Regions from separate parts of the Homo sapiens genome. Here region 1 is linked to region 2. Evidence: chromatin loops called from intact Hi-C (ENCODE). Cell type or tissue: breast epithelium. All regions are shown on one strand. Links, peaks and the distances in the headings refer to the core of each region. The heading gives the core; the rest is flanking DNA. Region 1 overlaps WFS1 (wolframin ER transmembrane glycoprotein). Region 2 overlaps JAKMIP1-DT (JAKMIP1 divergent transcript).

Region 1 (12,813 bases), core at 5,032-7,531, 75 kb after region 2:
GGCTTAGGGTTTTTCTTTTCCTTTTTCTTTTTTCTTTTTTTTGAGACGGAGTCTCGCTTTGTCACCCAGGCTGGAGTGCAGTGGCGCGATCTCGGCTCACTGCAAGCTCCATCTCCTGGGTTCACACCATTCTCCTGCCTCAGCCTCCCCAGTAGTTGGGACTATCGGCGCCCGCCACCACGCCTGGCTAATTTTTTTGTATTTTTAATAGAGACGGGGTTTCACTGTGTTAGCCAGGATGGTCTTGATCTCCTGACCTTGTGATCTGCCCGCCTCGGCCTCCCAAAGTGCTGGGATTACAGGCGTGAGCCACCGCGCCTGGCCGGCTTAGTTTTTTTTTAATGCCCAATAGTTTGCTTTCTCTTCTGCCACACACGTAATCCCCATAGCACCCCTATGTGGGAGGTGCTATCCCCATTTTACATATGGGGAAACAGACACAGTGAGGTCATGTGGCCACTAGTAAGGGTAACCGACGCCCCACACCATGTTGCTTCCAGCTGTAACCTCTAGCAGAGGGAGGGCTCTGATGGAGAGGTGATCGCCTGAGTGCTGTGTGTTTACCTGAGTAGGTGAGGAAGACAGGGACTCGGGACAGACATAGCTTGGAAGCTCCCACAAAGGAGGTATCGCTGGAGCTCTTGACTTGAAGGGTGCTTAGGGTCTAGGCTGGGGGAGGGGGGTAAGAAGGCATTCCGGGAAGAGGGCCCTGCAGAAACAGAAGTGTGGAGGTCAGCATTTGTATGCTGATGTTGAAGGGTAGCCAGTGTTTTGCAGTGAATGGGCCCCGGGAGAGAGGGTGCAGTGGCATGGCGGTCTGATTTCAAAGTCGTCTTTTTCAGAAATGAGCTTGCAGAAGCATTAGAATTGGGCAGGTCTGGATTTGAATTTCAGGTCTGGTACCTGGAGCTGTTTGACCTTGAGCAGGTCCCTCCCCTCCCTGCACCTGGGTTCCTGTCTGTGAAGTGGGGTGAGGTTGAAGGATAAAACATTTCCCCATCTATAACTCTGGGATGACAATAGGATCTACCTTCCAGGTCCATGCGAGGAACTCACGACAATAGGACCTACCTTCCAGGGCCATACGAGAAACTCATGAGAAAAGACAAGTACAGAGAACAGAGCCGTTGGTCTTGATGGCAGAGATGCCCTGGCGTAGGTCAGCCCTCAGTAAAGGTGCCCTCTCTCTCTGTCTGAGAAAGTGACACCTGACTTCGGGGCAGTGGGAACCATGGGAGAGAAGGTAGACAAGGCCACGTGTCATTTGAAGACCTGACTTTTCACCATCTCAGGTGGTCCGGTGGCCTGCAGGACCGTGGTTCTGTTTGCCCACAGCGTGTGGGTTCTACGTGCGATCCTGTATTTCTCTGCCACAGCTGACTAAGGGGACACTTAGGTCTGCACGTGCAGTTAAATGGCTGCTTTTGTGGAAGGTGCCAGTTCCCGGGAGCTGGGAACTTGGAAACAGGATGGAGCAGGCTCCCAAGCTTGACCATGCATGGTTTGCACCTGGGGGATGCACCCGGGGGTGCTTGACCATGCATGGTTTGCACCTGGGGGATGCACGGGGGTGGGGTGGGGGGGGGGGGTGTGCTTGACCATGCATGGTTTGCACCTGGGGGATGTTTTACACTAAGGGCTCAGTCCCTCTGAGGGAGGAACGTGTGGATTGAAATCTGCAGAGTTCTTGAGCGACACCAGTCTGATCTTTAGGACTCATTTGCAGCGGGAATGGAGCAGAAATTGTTGTGTGTGGAGCCTGGGGCCACTCCTGACTCTTCCAGTCACAGCTGCCCCCAAAAGTGACCTCTGGGCACCTACTCAGACCTGGCTGCTCAGTGCCAAGCGCTGGGTGTTCAGAGGTGGCCAGGGGACTCCCTCGTGCTGCCCATGGTGTCTGGTCTCACTGGTCCTCACAGTTGCCCCGTCCCCATTTTCAGATGAGGAGGCTGAGGTGCAGAGCGGGATGTGGGCTGCTCAGGACCACACAGCTGGTGGGCACAGAGCCAGGAGTACAGCGCTGCGGCAGCTTGGGGCTGGGAGCGAGACTCTCTGTTACCAGCCTCTCCCTGCTCTGTGCCTCAGAGGATGGCTGTGGCCCTGAGCTTGGGAGGGTCATTTGGGAATCTGAGGAAAAGTTTCCACAGCCTCACACAGCAGCAGGTTCAAGGTCCAGCAGTGCCAGGGGTTTGCATCCCACCCCTAACGCCGCTCATCCAGGGCCCATCCGGGTCCGGGGCTCGGGATCCTGCAGCGCTTTCAGCTCTGTGTCTGTGGCCGGTGGTTGTCCTTCATTACAGGGATGGTGGTGTTTTTCCATGTTGCTAAGCAGCATGTGAGGGCCTCTGTTGAATAAAATAAAGCCCTTGCTCCGGCGTGACACGGGTCACGGGATCTCTGCTCACTCTAGTCTCTTCTGATGCCCCCACCGCACTGTTTGCCTTAGTTTGCTTTTTACTCTCTGTGTTGGTTTCTGGGGCATCAGTCCTCTGACTTCGGTGCTGTGGCTTGGGCCTGGGGTGGGGGCTGTGGAGCGGCAGATCTGGGTATGAATCCCAGCTCCACCCATTTGGCTCCCTCTCTTCTCTCCCCTGCCCTCTTCTCCCCTCCCCAGCTCCCTTCCCCTCTCATATTTACTTAACTTTACTCAGTACCAGCGTATTAGTTTTCTAGGGCTTCCGTAAGAAACTACTGGAAACTTGGTGGCTTAAAACAACAGAGGTTTGTTCTCTGATGGTTCTGGAGGCAGAAGTCTGAAGTCAAGGTGTGGGCAGGGTGGGTCCCTCCTGGAGGCTCTGAGGGAGGCTCAGTTCCTCGCCTCTGTCCAGCTTCTGGCAGTGGCCAGTGGTCCTCCTGCTCCTTGGCCACTGTCACCCGTCTCCGCATGGCTCTGTTACACTTCTCTTCCTATAGGCCATCAGCTCTTGGAGCCAGGGCTTCCCTACTCCAGGCTGATCTCATTTCAAGATCCTTAAATACATCTTCAAAGACCTGTTTTTCCAAATAAGGGCACATTCACAGACATTGGTGGGCACATGATGTGGGGCCCAATTCAGCCCCCTGCAGCCAGGCTCCACATGGGTGGGCTCTGGGTGTTGCTATCATCATCCCCGTTTCTTGGATGAGGGAAGGCCAGGGTTGTGTGGCTCATGCCCAGTGAGGCAGGGACTCCAGGCCTCGGCATGTGCAGGTCTGAGATTGTAAGTGCCATGCCATCTGTAGAGTCACGTGGGTGAGTGTCCTCCCATGGTTTCCTCCCTGGAAGCGGTGCTGGCCCATGGGGACTGTACTGAGTGTCAGCGAGATCCTGTATGGAGTGTCTGGCAGCTCCCACCTGCCTCCCTCTGCTTTTCTGTCTCCAGCAGACACTAAGTGCCAGAGCGGGCTCTGCCGGTGCTGGATGTGCCTGACCTTGACTTTTCTTCCAGGCAGGATGGACTCCAACACTGCTCCGCTGGGCCCCTCCTGCCCACAGCCCCCGCCAGCACCGCAGCCCCAGGCGCGTTCCCGACTCAATGCCACAGCCTCGTTGGAGCAGGAGAGGAGCGAAAGGCCCCGAGCACCCGGACCCCAGGCTGGCCCTGGCCCTGGTGTTAGAGACGCAGCGGCCCCCGCTGAACCCCAGGCCCAGCATACCAGGAGCCGGGAAAGAGCAGACGGCACCGGTAAGGGAGCAGGCTGGGAAGCCCAGGCTGGGGATGTTCAGGGATAGCTGGGTGGGAACGGGGTTCAGCCACCCCTGGAGGGTCCCCCCGCCAGGTCCTCTGCAGTTCAGCATTGTGCAGCTCCCATGCTGTGCACAGGCGTCCATCCAGTGGGGCTACCCACCTCCTCAGAGCCTTGCACCTGTCACCTTTGTGGCACCCACTCGAGGTGGTGCTGGTGCCCCCACTCCTCTGCAGTCCTTCTCTTCCCAGGGCCTCTGCAGCACTTCACAGCTTCCATTTGCAACAGCGTCCAAACATGTGGAGTAAATTCACGGGCCCTCTGTAACCAACTAGGGTGGCAGGCCAGAGGTGACAGCCACACTCTCGGGAGTGAGGCCACATGCGGGCGAAGCCCTTGGTGCTGAGTTTCCCCTCTCCCTGAGGGAGACTTGTGAGGGACGGGCGTCCTTCACCTCCATCCTGAGGCGGGATGCTGGGGCCCTGGGTGTTCACAGGCAGAGCTGACTGAGGCCCTTGGTCTTCACAGGCCGAGCTGACTGAGGCCCTGGGTGTTCAAAGCAGAGCTGAGGCCCTTGGTGTTCACAGGCAGAGCTGACAGGCTTGTTGGTTCCTGGGTGGTGATGTGAGGGTGGTGGGTGTGAGCCAGGGGAGTCCGGCCCCTGGGCACCTTCTCCAGCTGACTCAGGCCTCGGTCAGCCTTCACTTTTGCTAGAGAGGCCGCTGCCAGGGAGGCTCAGTCCCAGCTCATCACTGCCCCTCCTGCCCATGCAGAAGCCCCAGACCCATGGTGAGTGCCTGCTGTGTACACCAGCCTTTTCCATGTGCCTGCAGGACTCCTCATGGCAGTCCTGAGAGGGGAAACTGAGACACCGAGTCTAGGTGACTTGCCCAAGAGACCCAGCGGGTGAGAGACGAGGTGCTCGAGTGGTCCAGGTTTCCTTCTTGTCCCAGTCACCCCACTGGCAGGGCCGTGGGGCCTCCCTGCTGTGGTCGCAGCGCGCTGAGGCTCCCATGTACCACTTATGCTGGGCGTGCCCTTGGAAACTCACTGCAGCCCTGGGCCCTGTTTGTCTTTGCATCTCCTTAAAAGATCACTGTGCTCCTCTGCTTTGTTTTGGAGGCCTCTGGGCGGATGAGGGCCTGACCCCGGGATTTGGGCCCAGCCTCACGGCTTCAGGGGAACAGATACCAGGGCTCGGAAGCTTGGTTTCAATCTGGGTAATGAGAACAGCCCGCAAAGGACAGAGTCCAAGACTGTGTGTTTCAGATAAGAAGAGTCAGGAAGCAGCTGTGGTTTGTTTGGCTTCGGTCTCCAATGTGGGGGTGGTGAAGAGCAAGCCCTGGGCGCCGCCTGACAGCCCAGTCCCCACCACTGGGCCTGCAGCTGGGGGCAGTGGGCATCCCGTCTCCCAGTCACTGGTCACTGATGTGGCCAAAGCAGGCCTGGCCCTGCATGCCCAGTGGCCGCAGGGAGGGCAGGGCCCAGGGTCCCTGCCAGTAGCAGCTGCTGCGAGAATCTGTTATTTAGCTCCCCCATCCAGCCAACATAGGTGGGTGAGCATCAGTTGAAATACCAATAGGTAACAACAAGGGTAGCTATTTAACTGACACTTCCCCGAGCTAGGCATCTTTTTAGGGCATTAGCCCACTTGCCTCTTTAACAGCCCTGGGAGGCAGGCTCTGCTGCTGCCCTGTTTTTCAGATGGGAAACCGAGGGATAGAGGGCTTAAGTAGATGACCCAGCGTCCCGTGGTTGGTGAAGGGTGGAGGGGAGATTTAAACATACCGTGGAGCCTGTGCTCACTATGGGCCTCAGGTCATCTGCGCCCAGGGATCCCCATGTCCCAGGCTCAGAGAAGTGCACAGAGCAGGTTGGCCTGTCCCTAGATCAGTGCCTGGCCAGGCCCTGGTGACAGGAGTGAAGGCTCAGTCCTGCCCTCCGGGAGCCCTGAGCAATATGGGAGACAGGAGTGAACAAGGAACTACATTCTGGGGCTCATGTAGCGCGGGGGACAACCCACATTGCAGTCCCCTAGGGGCACCCCAGGAGGGCCTGGTCACTCTTCAGGGCATCAGGAAGACTGCCTGGAGGAGGCATCGTCGGAGCCCCATCTGAGCTGCTCCTTGGCCTGTACACTTGGGAAACAGGAGAAGAGCAGCCTTGGGGTTGCCCTTCTCTGGTTGCCTCCCTGAGGAACTGACCCCCTTTTCAGCCCTTCATTCAGCAAGGCTGGGGAGGGGCTGCTTCAGAAACGTCACTGGGCTGGAGCCCCACACTTCCTTCCCATCCTGGCTCTGTGGCCTTGGCAAGTCACCTGCCACCTGGGGAACCACTGCCAACGGGTCGGGGCTTGGAAGCTCAGGGGCTCCTGGGCCCAGACAGGTAAAGGAAACAGTGACTCCGGCTAGAAAGGAGACTGCAGGGAGTTGTGAGGCTCTTGGGCGTCCCTGTGCCAGGGCGGGACTCCTCATGGCAGCCCTGAGAGGGGAAACTGTGTCCTGTGTGGAGCGTGGATGCCCACGTGCTGAGAGGTGTTGTCTGTCCTGATTTTTGACAGCAGCCCAAGTGATGTGCCAGTGGGCCAGGGCCGGCACCTGCCTGTCGGTGGCTGCCCCAGGGCTGATGGGCAGGGGCCGTTTCTTCACAGGCAGCTGTGGTGAGTCCTGTGATCACCTCAGTGTTGTCTCCAGCCCTGGGGGGATCTGTTGTTCTGCTCAACAAGAGAATAAAGCTGGGCTTGTCACACCTGGTCCCAGGTGACCCAGCAGGCACAGAGAGGTAGAGTTGACACCAAGCCTCACTCAGCCACCGTGACACGGCTGTGCGAGTCCACGCCCTGGCAGAGAGCCTGTTCTGGGCCTGTTCTGTTTAGCCCTGGGGCTAAAGGGCGGGCTCAGATGCACAGAGGGACAGGCCTGGTGCAGGTGGGAGGAAGGAAAGCAGACTGTGTCATCGTCTCAGCTTCAGGCTGGGCATGCTGTGGCTATCATGTGCTTGGCCTGTGCTAAGTGTGTGCTAAGCATGTGGCCCTGGTGGGCACTCAGGCCTCCTGGGTACCAGCCGAGGCCCCACCCCTTCCCACTATGCGGCCCTGAGCTCTCCTGCTGTCTCTGTCATTCACGGGTCTACCAGTAGGACAAGGCCTGGGGTTGGTGGAGGAGGGAAGGAGGTGAGATTCGGGAGCTTTCCGAGTCGTACCCGCCACTCCGTCTCCGAGCAGCAGCACTCTCATCTCTACAAGTCTCTACAGCAGTGCTGCCACCGCCTTGACCAGGGAATCACCCTACTGTGAGGTGGCCCAGCTCACTGTGAGACTCTGGGGCAGTCATATGCCCTTTCTGTTGACCCCAGTGGGTGGCCAGCCCACACGACTGCTGAATCTGCCAGGCCTCCCAGCCATTGGGGGTAGGGGGATTGCTTTGGCAGCCACAGGGACACAGATGCGGACAGGAGCAGGAGCCCTGGGGAGGAGGTGCACCCCACCAGGAAGCACCCACCAATGCTGACTGAGGCTGCACTGCCAGTTAGAGCCGCTGGGCGAGGGACAAAGAAGGGCCTTCGGGTGTGGGGAAAGCAGGCACCCCAGCTCCTACACTAAGGGCACCCTGGGCAGAGAGGGAGCCCAGTGGGGGGCACCCAAGACCCATGAGGAATTGGCTGTGGTGTCAAGAGGTCAGCCAGGCCAAGCAGGGCCCTGAGGGTCAGGGAAAGGAGAGGGCATTGTCGTGAGTGGGGCTCAGCTGTTAGATGGATTGTTTACATTAAAGGCCAGCCAGGAGGCGGAGCAGAGAGAGGAGTAGCCAGGCCACAAGAAGGCTGAGGGACAGGTAGACATGGAGGGGAGAAAGCCAGGGTGGCCTCCAGGTTTCTGGCTGGGGCTGCCAGGTGGACGGTGGTGGCACAGCCTGAGGTAGGGTCCTGGGGGTGGTTCCCGGCGGGGTCCGAGCTTAGTCTTAGAGGGTACAAGGGGGCCCAGGAGGGACTGGGGCTCTGATGCAGATGTGGGAGTGCGCTGAGCCCCTGCTGCCCTGGGGACAGGCACAGCAGGAGGTGCTACTCAGGGCACCCACCGTTGATTATTTAGGAAGCAGCTGTCACGCCTGTTCTTTATCCTGACCTGGCCCATCTGATTGCTGATGTGCTCCTGCTGAGCCCCCCACACCACACTGAGGACTGGCCACAGGATCTGGTGGCACTCAGTCTTCTGGGAACTTGGCAGTGTGCCTGTCCTACTTTGCGCTCCAAGCCTCGGACGTCACCTCCAGGAACCCTCCCACTGTGGGTGATGTCTACAGTCACCTACACAGCCCCAACTCTCATGGGTGGACGTGCTCGTTCTTGCCTGGCCCAGGGCAGGCCGTGGTGAGCTCAGGGGTCCTGCCTGTCAGTTTGGTGCCCTCGGCTACGCAGGGCCTGTTAGAAGGGTGCCCTCCCTGCCAGGGCCTCCAGCCACTGTCTGTCCTGTTCCCGCCTCAGAGTTCAGCCAGCATAGAAAGAGAGGGCTGAGGACCATTCAGCCTGTCCATTCACGAGAATCATTGTCAGTGTCACAGAGGCTGATGGGATGCCTGTGGTGCAGGGTGACCCCAGCTTCCCCATGTGGGGGATGCGCCGGTGGTGCAAGGCCACCACCCTGTGCCCTGTCTCTGGCACAGGGATGATGACAGCACACAGCACATCCTCTTTTCTTTCTACCTTTCCCTTTGGCACAGCCCCTTGTTGTGGGCGTCACGAGAGGCGCAGAGAGATCGTGGAGGTCAAGGGCTTGCCCAGGACCAGTGAGGGAGGGAGGGAGAGGGCAGCAGCACCCTTGGAGACGGGAGGATTACATCATATTTATTTACCACATGCCTAAGATCGCACTCTTAAGAGCATTTGACATACATCCAAAAATTTTTAAACACTATGGAAGTATGTCTGGATGCATCAGTAATATGAAAGTGGAAGCCAGCTGCCCTGCTCCCAGCCCACTTTGGGAAAATTTTGTGCATGTTTTGAGCCAGCTGTTTGGGAAGGGAGGCCCCAGCCACTGCCCCTTGGGTGGGTTTGATGTTCATTGTGTGGGAAGAAGCCTTCCCTCCATCCTTTTCTATTTCTGCAGAATATCTGCTCAATCAGGGAGTTGAGCTTGGCAGTTCAGCTGCTCAGCCAGGGAGGTGCTGTGTCCTGGACTATGCTAGGATTTCAGAAGGAGAGAGGGCAGCTGCAGGCCCTATTTGCAGTGGCTTCCTCCTGGAATCCCCGTCTGCTCCCTGTGTACTGTCCAGCGTCGTAGTGGAAGCTGGTGGCGAGACGGGTGAGACCCACGGACATAGATGGCATCCACGAAGGCTGGCGGAGCCTGTGATAGACGATGGACGATGACCCAGGTTCCAGCAAGATATGGCAGTGGGCTGTGCCGGGAAGGGGCGCATCCTGGAGGATGCCCTAGGTAGTGCCTGAGAAAGTGAGGGTCATTGACTGATTCCACGTGGCATCCATGAATCTCTCAAATCCATAGGGCCCGTGCATGACAAATAATTAAAAAGATGTAGGGTGTTCTCCATAGAACCTCACAGAGGGAAGGAGACCTGCCCATGGTATCCAGCTCTGATCACACTGCTATTTTGTGATTGATAGGCAGACTTTCAAAGAATGAGTTAGATTCAGGACCCTTTTAGTTGTAAGTGACAAAATCTCAATATAAATTGACACAAGCCAAAAAAGTAGAGGGGCAAGGGATTGATGAGTCCATAGATCTGTAGAGCCTAGAGTAGTTTGCTTCAGGCACGGCTGGATCCAGGGGCTCAGATGATGTCATCAGGAAGTACTCCCCCGCCCCCATTCCACTCTGCTTTCCTGTGCTGCCTGTGTCTCAGGGGCTCTGCCCACAGGGTGACCTTCCACAGTTCAAGCTGGCATCCACGTGCCAAGATGAGCAGAAGGTGAAAGCCCATTTCCCAGCAGTTCTAGCACAAACTCCGCTGGGCTGTGTCCATCCCTGAACCAGGTGCTGTAGTCAGGGAGATGACCTGGCAACTCTGATTGGCCAGGTGGGGGTGCGGGCCTTCTGTGCAGCGCAGGGGAGGGGGCAGTGCCACCCAGACCATGAGGACTGAGAGTGGCGGGGTTCCCCAAAAGGGACATCAAGGTGCAGTCATCAGAAAAAGCAAGGAACGGAGGTCGAGCACACAGAAAACACGTGTGTTTGATGGTTCTTGGTGGTCCACACTGATGCAGCCGGCTTCTGGGGGTGATCTTTCTGGCACTGAGCAGTGAGCATGCTGGGATTTGCCTTTGAGCCCACGAAGGCTCCTACTTCATGGACTGAGCTAACTGGTCTGCAGGACGAGCCCACCACTGCCATATGGAAGCTGGAATAATGAAGAGGGTGTGTGTCCATCTCAAAGAGATTCTGGGCTGGGCGCAGTGGCTCAGACCTGTAATCCCAGCACTTTGGGAGGCTGAGGCAGCAGATCACCTGAGGTCAGGGGTTCGAGACCAGCCTGGCCAACATGGTGAAACCCTGTCTCTACTAAAAATACAAAAAAACTTAGCTGGGCATGGTGGCGGCCGCCTGTATTCCCAGCTACTCAGGAGGCTGAGGCAGAAGAATCGCTTGAACCCGAGAGGCAGAGGTTGTGGCGAGCCGAGATTTTGTCATTGCATTCCAGCCTGGGCGATGAGAGTGAAACTCTGTCTCAAAAAATAATAATAAAAAAGAGAGAGAGATTCTGTATATCGGGGAGATGTCTTGAAATGTCAGGCTGTGAATAACTTCTGTGAAAAATTAATTATGGACTGGAAGAATCTTTTTAGACCACCATATAGACTTGGACCTTCCATGTTTTGATTTTTTTAAAAAAGGGAAGAATAATATGACTTGTGAACTTAGGTCAAGTAAGGAGACTTGAATTCACTAGAGGTGCTGGCGTTGTGGTGGGAAGTACAGCAACAGCCCTGGGGTCTCCTGGGGAAGTGGGGGAGGGAAGAGAAAGCCTCCTCTTGTGAACAGCAACTTTGGACCACTCACTACAAAGCATCTCTTTTCATCATAAACCATCCTATCAGATTGATGTTAACGATCAGATTGAAGCTGCTTCGGAGCAGTGATGTGGCCTGCACCAGGTCGCACAGCACCTTACTGTGGAGCATGGATCCACACGTGCGTCTGTGTCATTGTGATCGCTCACGCTGCTCTGTGGGCCCATGGCCTTGGTGCCTGCAGGCTCTGTGTCTGCAGTTCCTCTAGGGATAGTGAGTCTGCTGCTGAGCCCGCAGCCAGAAACCACGCTGGGGGGCTGGCAGGGTGACGGCAGCAAGGAAGGAGAACTGTCCTTGATGGATTCAGGGAGCACCAAGGTCTGGGGGCTCTGGGGAGGGTGGGTGTCCAAAAGGGCTGCCCTGCGGGACCTGATGCCATCTCTGAGCAGCGTCCTTGAGGACCCCGGCAAGGAAGCTGAGCCCGAAACTCTGTGCAAGAGTTGCGTCCAGGGAGAGTTACATCCAGGGAGAGTTACGTCCAGGGAGAGGGGCGTCCAGGAAGAGGGGCATTCAGGGAGAGGGACATTCAGGGAGGAGTCTTCCAGGGACGGGGACATCCAGGGAGAGGGGCGTCCAGCGAGAGGAGCCTCTAGGGAGGGGTACATCCAGGGAGGTGGCCTGTCAGGGAGGGTGGTGTCCAGGGAAAGCAGCATCAAGGGAGAGGGGTGTCCAGGGATGGGGGCATCCAGGGAGGGGGGCTTCCAGGGAGAGGGGCCTTTGTGTTGGCGAGTTGTCCATCCACAGGGCTGGAGTGCGTGTGCCTGACCACGAGAGCTTGTGAAGAATCCATCTGATTCTTTCCTTCTCCAAACACATGCCTCACCCACACAGCCTTACCTGTGAGGGCCTCACCTGCCACCTGCGACTTTTGAGTTGTCCCAGCCTCCCTCTGCCCTCTCCAAACTGGGTGTGACCCTTCCTCTCTGCCTTTGCACCTGGCCACATCCCATGGTCTCCCACTGGAGTCCTGTCTCCTGTACACCTGGGTCATCTGAAGGCAGTGGCCAGGCAGCACTTGGTGCTGCAGAGCCGGTTCAGAGCCTGGCACGGTATGGTTCTGGGAAAGCCCTGGGTGAGTTGGACCAGAAAGGCTGGTCCTCAGTGTGGTGTTACTGGGAACCATGCAGCCTGTCCCGTTGTCAGCCAGCCTTGGGTGAAATGGGTAAGACTGCATGATGCTTTTGTAAATTCAGGTAACTTCTTAGGAAGTAAAATGCAGCACAAACTGTAGTTGATGTTTTGACCCTTGGTCTAATAATTCAACTGGAGAACCTGTGCTAGGAAAATGACTTCCCAAAAGAAAAGAAACGGTTCATGGCACCACCGTAGAAAACAAGAGGTTATTGGAAGCAACCTACAGACCTGATGGAGAGGAGGGGAGGGTCAGTAACCTGACTCTGTCTCCTTGATGGATCTAGGAGCCACCAAAATGGTGAGCTGACTGCAGCGCATCGTGGGAAGCCAGAGAACAATCCACTGCTGTGGACTGAAAGTTTGTGTCTCTCCCAGATTCATTTGCTGAGGTCTTCACCCCCAGTCCCATGGTGTTAGGAGGTGGGGCCTTTGGAGGTGATGAATCATGAGCGATGGCTTTACGGTGGAATTAGTGCCCCTATAAAAGAAACCTCAGGGAGCTCCCTTGCCCCTTCCACCCTGTGAGGACACAGCCAGAAGACCTGAAACAAAAAGCAGGCCCTCAGTAGACACGGAGTCTGCAACACTATGATCTTGGACTTCCCAGTCTCCAGAATCGAAAGAAATACATTTCTGATGTTTGTAAGCCACCAGCTTGGTCTATGGTATTAATATTTTTGTTATAACAGCTCGAACAGACTAAGGCATTCACTCTTAAGAAGGAAAAGGTAATATCAAGATGTATATACACTGATTATAATATCCAAAAAATGTGGTTTTTGTTGGTACAATCATGGAAAACATGAACTTGATTTGTTGGGGTTCTGGGCTTCGGGTACAGGTGCTTTGTATTATTTAGGTCATGGGCTGTCAAACTTGAGTCCTTGGATCTTTCTAGAGCCCCAGCTAGAGCAGGCCTAGGCCAAGGGGTGTGATGGTGGGACTTGGCTCTGTGCTCGCCTCCTTCCCATGCCTCCCACCCCGAGC
Region 2 (7,092 bases), core at 1,442-3,941:
GAGCGGCCTGGGACAGATCCTTCCCCAGGGCTTCATAGGGAGCGTGGACCAGCTGACACCTGATTTCAGACTTCTAGCTTACAGAAGTGAGACAGTGCATTTCTGTTGTTTAAAAAGCCCAGCTGGTGGTACTTCGATACATGTGTGTAGATTAAGGGTTATGTCTGGCTGTGAGTAATCGGGATCACAACTAGACAGCGGCTTAAACAGATTTTTATTCTCTCTTAACAAGAAATGCAAAGGCAAGCTGTTCCTCACTTTATCCTCTCTCACTCCTTCACCCTCAGGATGTAATTTTCTTTTTCAAAATGTCTTCTACGTGGCAAGTTGGCTGCCTCTTCCCAGACATCTCATCACTATTCCAGTCAAGAAGGGGAAGAACAAAAGGCATACCCACACTAGGTCAGCTCCACTTCACCGCTTTCCTGAAAACTCTCCCCAGAGAGCTCTGTTTTATCTCATTGGCTGGGACGGTGTCTCATGGCCAGCCCTGGCTTCAGAGGAGGCTGGGAGTATTGTTATTATTTTTTAAGATGGTGTCTTGCTCTGTTGTCCAGTTTGGAGTGCAATGGCGTGATCTTGGCTCATTGCAACCTCCGCCTCCCGGGTTCAAGTGATTCTCCTGCCTCAGCCTCTCAAGTAGCTGGGATTACAGGCCCACACCACCACACCCAGCTAATTTTTGTATTTTTAGTAGAGATGGAGTTTTGCCATGTTGGCCAAGCTGGTCTCAAACTGCAGACCTCAGGTGATCCACCCACCTTGGCCTCCCAAAATGCTGGAATTACAGGTGTGAGCCACCACGCCCGGCCAAGGATGTTTTTTTTTAATTGAAGGTACATTGCTGCCTGAAACAAAGTCAGGGTTCCATTAGTGAGGAAAAGAAGAAGAATGACTTTTGAACAGGCAACTATTGGTTAGTAGATCCAGGTTTTGTAAAACCTGGAGCCGCTACAGTCCCCCTTAGGAAGAAGAATTTAAAAACCCCAGTACAAGACTTGGTACAAAAATGAAAACTTATTTAGAATAATAACAAATCACAACAAATTTTAAAATATTTTAAGTTGACAAATATCAAAAACGTTGCGAAAACATTATAAAACTAATATAAAATTGTATTAATTGGATACCTGATATCCACCTTTATAATATCTTCTTTTTTTTACATTTTTTGCTTCTTCGTCATTTTTGATTACCTCTTTGGAAGCCAATGATTTTATAATATTTTTCCTGTGGAGAAAATAGATAATTCAGAGTACTCCTATAATGATGGGAACAAATTTTAATGTTGGTTGGAAAACTTTGTCAGCCTCATAACTCATTATTGGTAATCTCAGGTAGTTTTTTGAGATTGTTTTCAAATTTGGAGAAAGGTCTATCATTCTTTCATAAATGAATGCTAACACTTGGAAGAATTCTATTTCTTCCAGGCTTCTTACTGGGATTTTATTAATTTTCATGATGAAAAGCAACTGAACAATTGCAAACCAGAACATGACTCGACTAACACCTCCTAAACCTCAGTGCTGGCGCCCATCACCTGGAGAGGCATAGGAGAAATGCAGATGCCCAGGCTCCTCCACATCCCACTGAATTGAAGCCTCAGAGTAGCAGGGTCTAGGAATCAGCATTTTACTAAATGCCCCAGGTGACTCCTGCTGAGCAGTCCTGGGCTATGCGACACCCCCAGTTGCCTTGTGACTCTGAGGGTCTGCAAATCCAGACCTCTCCTATTGGAAGAATGACATTTTCAACCCTTATGTCTCTTCCTCTGCCCATAGACTCCTGGTGCCAGGCACCATAGCACACATTGCCAGTGCCATGGCAAGGAGGGCACTCCTGGGAGCCATTAGCCTGTTCAGGGAGCAACAACTCGACCCACACAGACTGGCTCAGACCTACATAAACACACCCCACTAAACCCAAACCAAGGCATCCCCAACTCAATCCCCCTTCAGCTACATCCCCAAAATGCCCTTGGCCTCCGCAGCAGCTCCGAAGTGGGAGGAAGCATGATGAGGGCGGCATAGGGAAAGAGACAGAGGGTATTATGGGTTGGATTGTGTCCTCCAGAACTTGAGTGCTGAAGCCCTAACCCCCAGGAGCTCAGAATGTGACTGTATTTGGTGATAGGACCTTTAAAGAGGTCACTGAGCTTAAATGAGGTCTTTAGGGTGGGACCTAATGCAATATGCCTGGTGTCCTTATAAGAAGAGATTAAGACACAGAAGGAAGCCCCTGTGGAGACACAGTGAGAAGATGGCCATCTGCAAGCCAAGGAGAGGGGACTTGGAGGAAACCAACACCTTGGTCTCAGACTTGAAGCCTCCTGAACTGTGAAAAATAAGTTTCTGTTGTTAAAGCTCTTCAGTCTGTGGAACCCTGTCTTGGAAACCCTGGCAGCCAGCTTAGCCAGTTACAGCTAAAATATCTTGCTTTTGGAAAGTATTTCCAAACACAAGGCCACATGAACCCAGAGCTCTGGCTCTCCCAGGCCTTGGAAGGGTCTGTACTTAGCTTCACAAGGAATTCACCCCCGCTGCCACCACGTGGTCACTACATAACCCTCAGGACGACCTATGGGGCAGGGGGTCAGGTACCACCAAGATCTCCCTATTAGGGACGAGAGGTTGGGGCCCAGGGGCTCACTCACAGCAAGCAGCATGGAAGCCACGAGTCTTCCGAAGCCAAAGCTGCTTTCCCCGCCCCGTGTGCCCTGAGCCCACAAGTGGTAGGGAGGAAGTGCCCTGAGCCCTGGAAGTGGTAGAGAGGCAGGTTTCAGCTCCCTATAAAGACAAACATTCTCATCAGAGGGGCTCCTCTCTGGGAAGCTGTGAGCACCCAACACCTGTGATGGGCTGGTCACTTGCAAAGATGGTGGAAAGAAACTTCAGTTCCTGCTGCTCTTGCAGAGTAGAGTGTGGTCACCACCACCACTGCAGGGCTGGGCTGCTGGGATTAAATTCCAGCTGTGTCAGGTACCCATGGTGACCTTAGGCAAGTAAGTGAACCTTTAGTTTCCTTATCTGTAAGATTAATCTTTTAATCATAATAACTGCATAGGTTTGGGTGGGGATTCAGTGAGTGAATATATGTGACTCTGGGTTTGTTTCCTGGGCTGCCCTAATACAGTATCACAGACTGGGAGGCCTGAAACAACAGACATTTATTTTCTCACAGTTATGCCTGGCCAGAGTCCACAGTCAGGGTGTTGGCAGGGCTGTGCTTCCCCTAGAGGCTCTAGGAGAGGATCCTTCTTGGCCTCTTCCAGCTCCCGGTGGCTCCAGGACTTCCTTGGCTTGCGGCCGCATCACTCCAGTCTCTGCCTCTGTATTACACGGCTTCCTCCTCTTTGTGTGAGTGTCTTTTATAAGGATGTCATTGGATGGAGGACTCACCCAGATAACCCAGGAGGATCTCTTCTCAAGCTCCCTAACTTAATCATACCTGCAAAGACTCTTTTTCCAAATGAGTTCCCATATCACAGTTTCCAGGATGTGGACATACCTTTAGTTATTATGAATTATATGGTTATTTATCTACAGCTGTGATAATTCTAAAGGAGGAAGAGAAGTTGGTAGGAGACCATGTAACATGGAGATTGGCTTGGTCTGAGGGGCAGAGTCTTCCTTGAGGTGGTTAGCTTGAGTATTAGCTAGCTAGAAGAAGAGGAACAGAAACAATGTCCCAGGGCCAGTGAACAGCAGCATGAAGGCCCAGAGTTAGGATTTGACCTTCCACTTGAAAGGGAGCCACTGGGGGCTCTTGGGGCAGGGCGAGAGTGGCAGGATTAAAGGAGGCCTGTGAGCACGTGTGGAAGAGCAGCCTGACCTCACCAGCCCCGTGGAAGATCCCACCAAGACCGGTGCACATCTACTGTGCTGGCACTCTGCCTAGGCACCAGGAACACAGCAGGGAAACAGCTGTTTGTGCCCCCAAGGGCTCATGGGCCAGTGGGAGAGACAGAAGAGTACCTGGATCATTCTGATGGGGTAGCCCTGGGCTATAAAAGTGCAGAGGAAGGGGCCAGGTGCAGTGTCGCATGTCTATAATCCTAGTGCTTTGGGAGGCTGAGGCAGAAGGATCCCTTCAAACCAGGAGTTCAAGCCAGCCTGGGCAGCATAGCAAGACCTTGTCTCTACAAAAAAAAAAAAAAATTACAATTAATTAGCCAGATGTGGTGGTAAGTGCCTGTACTCTTAGCTATTTGGAAGGAGGTTGAGGTGGGAAATTCACTTGAGGCCAGGCCAGGAGTTCAACGCTGCAGTGAGTTAGGATCATGCGACTGTACTCCAATATGGGCAACAGAGTGAGACCGTGGCAAAAAAAAAAAAAAAAAAAATTGCAGAATAAGGACTGCTTAGGGAGTCCAGAGAGGCTTCCTAGAGGAGAAAACCCTTGAGCTGAGGTCAGACAATGAGAGCAGAAGCCATGCAGAGGGACCAGCATGTGCAAAGGGCTGGAAGCACGAGGACCATGCCATGAATTTCCCACCTGCGTCCCCGAGAGGGCAGACAAGGTTGGAGAGTCTGGCAAAGTCAGATCATGGGCAGCCCTGAAGGCCACACTGGAACATCTGCTGATGTGTGAATTTTGAACAGGGCACTGCACACTGAAGCTGGTGCAGCCTTTGCATGGAGGCTGATGGGAAGGTGGACACTAGAGGCTTTTGAACTGATCCAGATGAGGGAGGTCAAGGGCCAGAGCCAGGGCAGTTTGAGCCACAGTCCCAGAAGGACAGGCCAGGACTCTTTAAGTGGCGTTACTCTCCCCTCCACTGGGTGGTTGAAACTGATCCCCCTTGTAAGTCCTGCCTTCTGGGCAGTGGGCTGTGCTTCCAGGGCAAGAGGGAGGATGGCAATGATACTGAGAGCAAACATGGCCAAGCTTGAGCTGCAGCAGGCACTGATTTAAATACTTTCCAAGTTCATTGTGGGTTTTTCGTTTGTGTTGTTATTTGTTTGTTTGAGACAGGGTCTCTGTCACCCTGGCTGGAGTGCAGTGGCAGGATCACAGCTCACTGCAGCCTCAACTTCCCGGGCTCAGGTGATTCTCCCACCTCAGCCTCCCAAGTAGCTGGGACTACAGGTGTGCGCCGCTACACCTGGCTAATTTTTTGTAGAGACAGGGTTTCGCCATGCTGCCCTAGCTGGTCTCAAACTCCTGGGCTCAAATGATCTGCCCACCTCAGTCTCCCAAAGTGTTGGGATTACAGATGTGAGCCACTCTGGCTGGCCTCCAAGTCTTAGTCCTCACAACAGCCCTAGTTGGAGAGCTTGCTCAAGATCACACAACCAGTAGAGCCAGGGCTAGAGCCCAGACAGCCTGGCTCCAGGGGTAAATAAAAACTCATATTGTTAATAGCAATAACGTTGACTGAGCACATGCTGTGTGCCAGGTACTGGGCTGAGGTCCATATATATTAACTCATTTTAATCCCCACCCTACCCTTAGAAATTGAGGGATGTAGGTCGGGCATGGTGGCTCATGCCAGTAATCCCAGCATTCTGGGAGGCCAAGGCAAGTGGATCACCTGAGGTCAGGAGTCCAAGACCAGCCTGGCCAACATGGTGAAACCCTGTCTCTACTAAAAATACAAAAATTAGCCGGGGGTGATGGCGCGTGCCTGTAGTCCCAGCTACACGGGAGTCTGAGGTGGGAGAATCGCTTGAACCCTGGAGGTAGAGGCTGCAGTGAGCCGAGATCGTGCCATTGCACTCTAGCCTGGGGGACAGAGCAAGACTGTCTCAAATAAAAGAAAGAAAAAAAGAAATTGAGGGATGTGAAGGTTCAATAACTTGCCAAAGTTTACCCAGCCGGAAAGTGGTAGAGCCAGGATTCACACCAGTCAGCCCAGCTCGCAATATCTACTCCCCTCCTTTCATCTCCTATGCAGGAGGGACCCACTTCTGTGCTTCCGGGAAAGCTCCAGGCAAGCCCCTGAGGCAGAGGGACCCAGAAAAGCCAGGGCTAGGGGAGGAATAGGGAGTACCAGGCTTTGTTGTTGGCTCAGCATAAATTAGCTGTGTCCCTAGGACGAGTTCCTTCACCTCTCTGAGCCTCAGACTTCTCTCTGTCAAATAGAGATGGTGCCACACCCCACGCCTGCCAGGAAGTCTGGGACTGGAATCCTGCTTCCACCGCTCACTCCCTGCATCACCTGGAGCCCCCGCTCCCTCATCTGAGCACTGAAAGGAACAGAACCTACTTCATAGGCTACTTAGGCTGTTTCAGAAGATGACACTCATGGCGCACCTAAAACAGAGTTTGGCACATCCAATGTGCTCAGTTGGTGAACACTGCCAGCCTTCATGGCAGAGAATCTTCCCTCCTTCCATCCCTGCGCTAGTTCCATGTTCCAGAGGAGATAGAGGGAGCATAGGTAACTTGGCCATGTTCACTCACACAAAAAGTATCGGAAAACCACACCAAGTTCATATTCTCCATCAGTTCACTTTCAATTCCAAAAAGACAGGGATGAGAATTATGCCGAGTGAAAAAGACAGTATGATTCCATTTATATAACTTTATCAAAATGGCAAAATTATAGAGACAGAAAACAGATCCATGGTTGCCAGGACTTGGGGAAGGGAAGAGAGAAATGGCTGTGGCTATAAAAGCTGAGCCTTCTATAAAAGCTATAAAAGCTGTAGCTGAGGCTTCTTTGTTTAGAGCTGTTCTGTATCTTGACTGCGGTGCTGGGCACACAAACCTACACGTGATAAGAGACATAGCACTAAACATGCACACACAAGTTCATGTTAAACCAGAGATGTCTGAATAAAGGGGGATGGATATGGGATCTCTCTGAATTATTTCTTACAACTGCATGTGAATCTATAACTATCTCAAAAATTTTAAGACAGTGGTGCGCACTGTCCATCTTTTGGTGAACATGAAGGTAGCTGATCCAGGCTTTTGCACGGCATAAGGCTCCTCCCTTGGGCAGGGAGATGGGACCAGGGGCCTGTGGGATTTTCCTCCAGGAACAGGGTGGGTCTGGCCAAGGTGACTGTCACCTGTAATCCCAACATTTTGGGAGGCCGAGGTGGGTGGATCACCTGAAGTCAGGAGTTTGAGACCAGCCTGGCC

The links. Hi-C counts contacts between places; a loop is a spot of excess contacts. Peaks named below come from ENCODE experiments on the same cell type or tissue, not always from the same donor. Only the 100,000 strongest peaks of a DNase experiment are listed, where the experiment ranks them.
Region 1: it touches region 2 in a loop (22-fold over the local background); 2 of 110 quality-filtered maps call a loop at or near these places.

What each region holds. Positions count from the first base shown.
Region 1 is chr4:6,274,023-6,286,835 of GRCh38, forward strand. It overlaps WFS1 (wolframin ER transmembrane glycoprotein), which reads left to right. Exons shown (of 8, transcript NM_006005.3): 2 at 3,429-3,665. The coding sequence starts at 3,434. Among named protein-coding and RNA genes, the nearest start is that of WFS1, 11 kb to the left of the region's middle. In breast epithelium, for the core only: no CTCF peak of the experiment used is centred there; a DNase peak (open chromatin) is centred at 6,529; H3K27ac peaks cover 2,423 bases.
Region 2 is chr4:6,202,508-6,209,599 of GRCh38, forward strand. The region is part of intron 1 of JAKMIP1-DT (JAKMIP1 divergent transcript); the gene reads left to right. Among named protein-coding and RNA genes, the nearest start is that of JAKMIP1-DT, 5.3 kb to the left of the region's middle. RefSeq lists an enhancer at 3,360-3,429. In breast epithelium, for the core only: no CTCF peak of the experiment used is centred there; no DNase peak of the experiment used is centred there.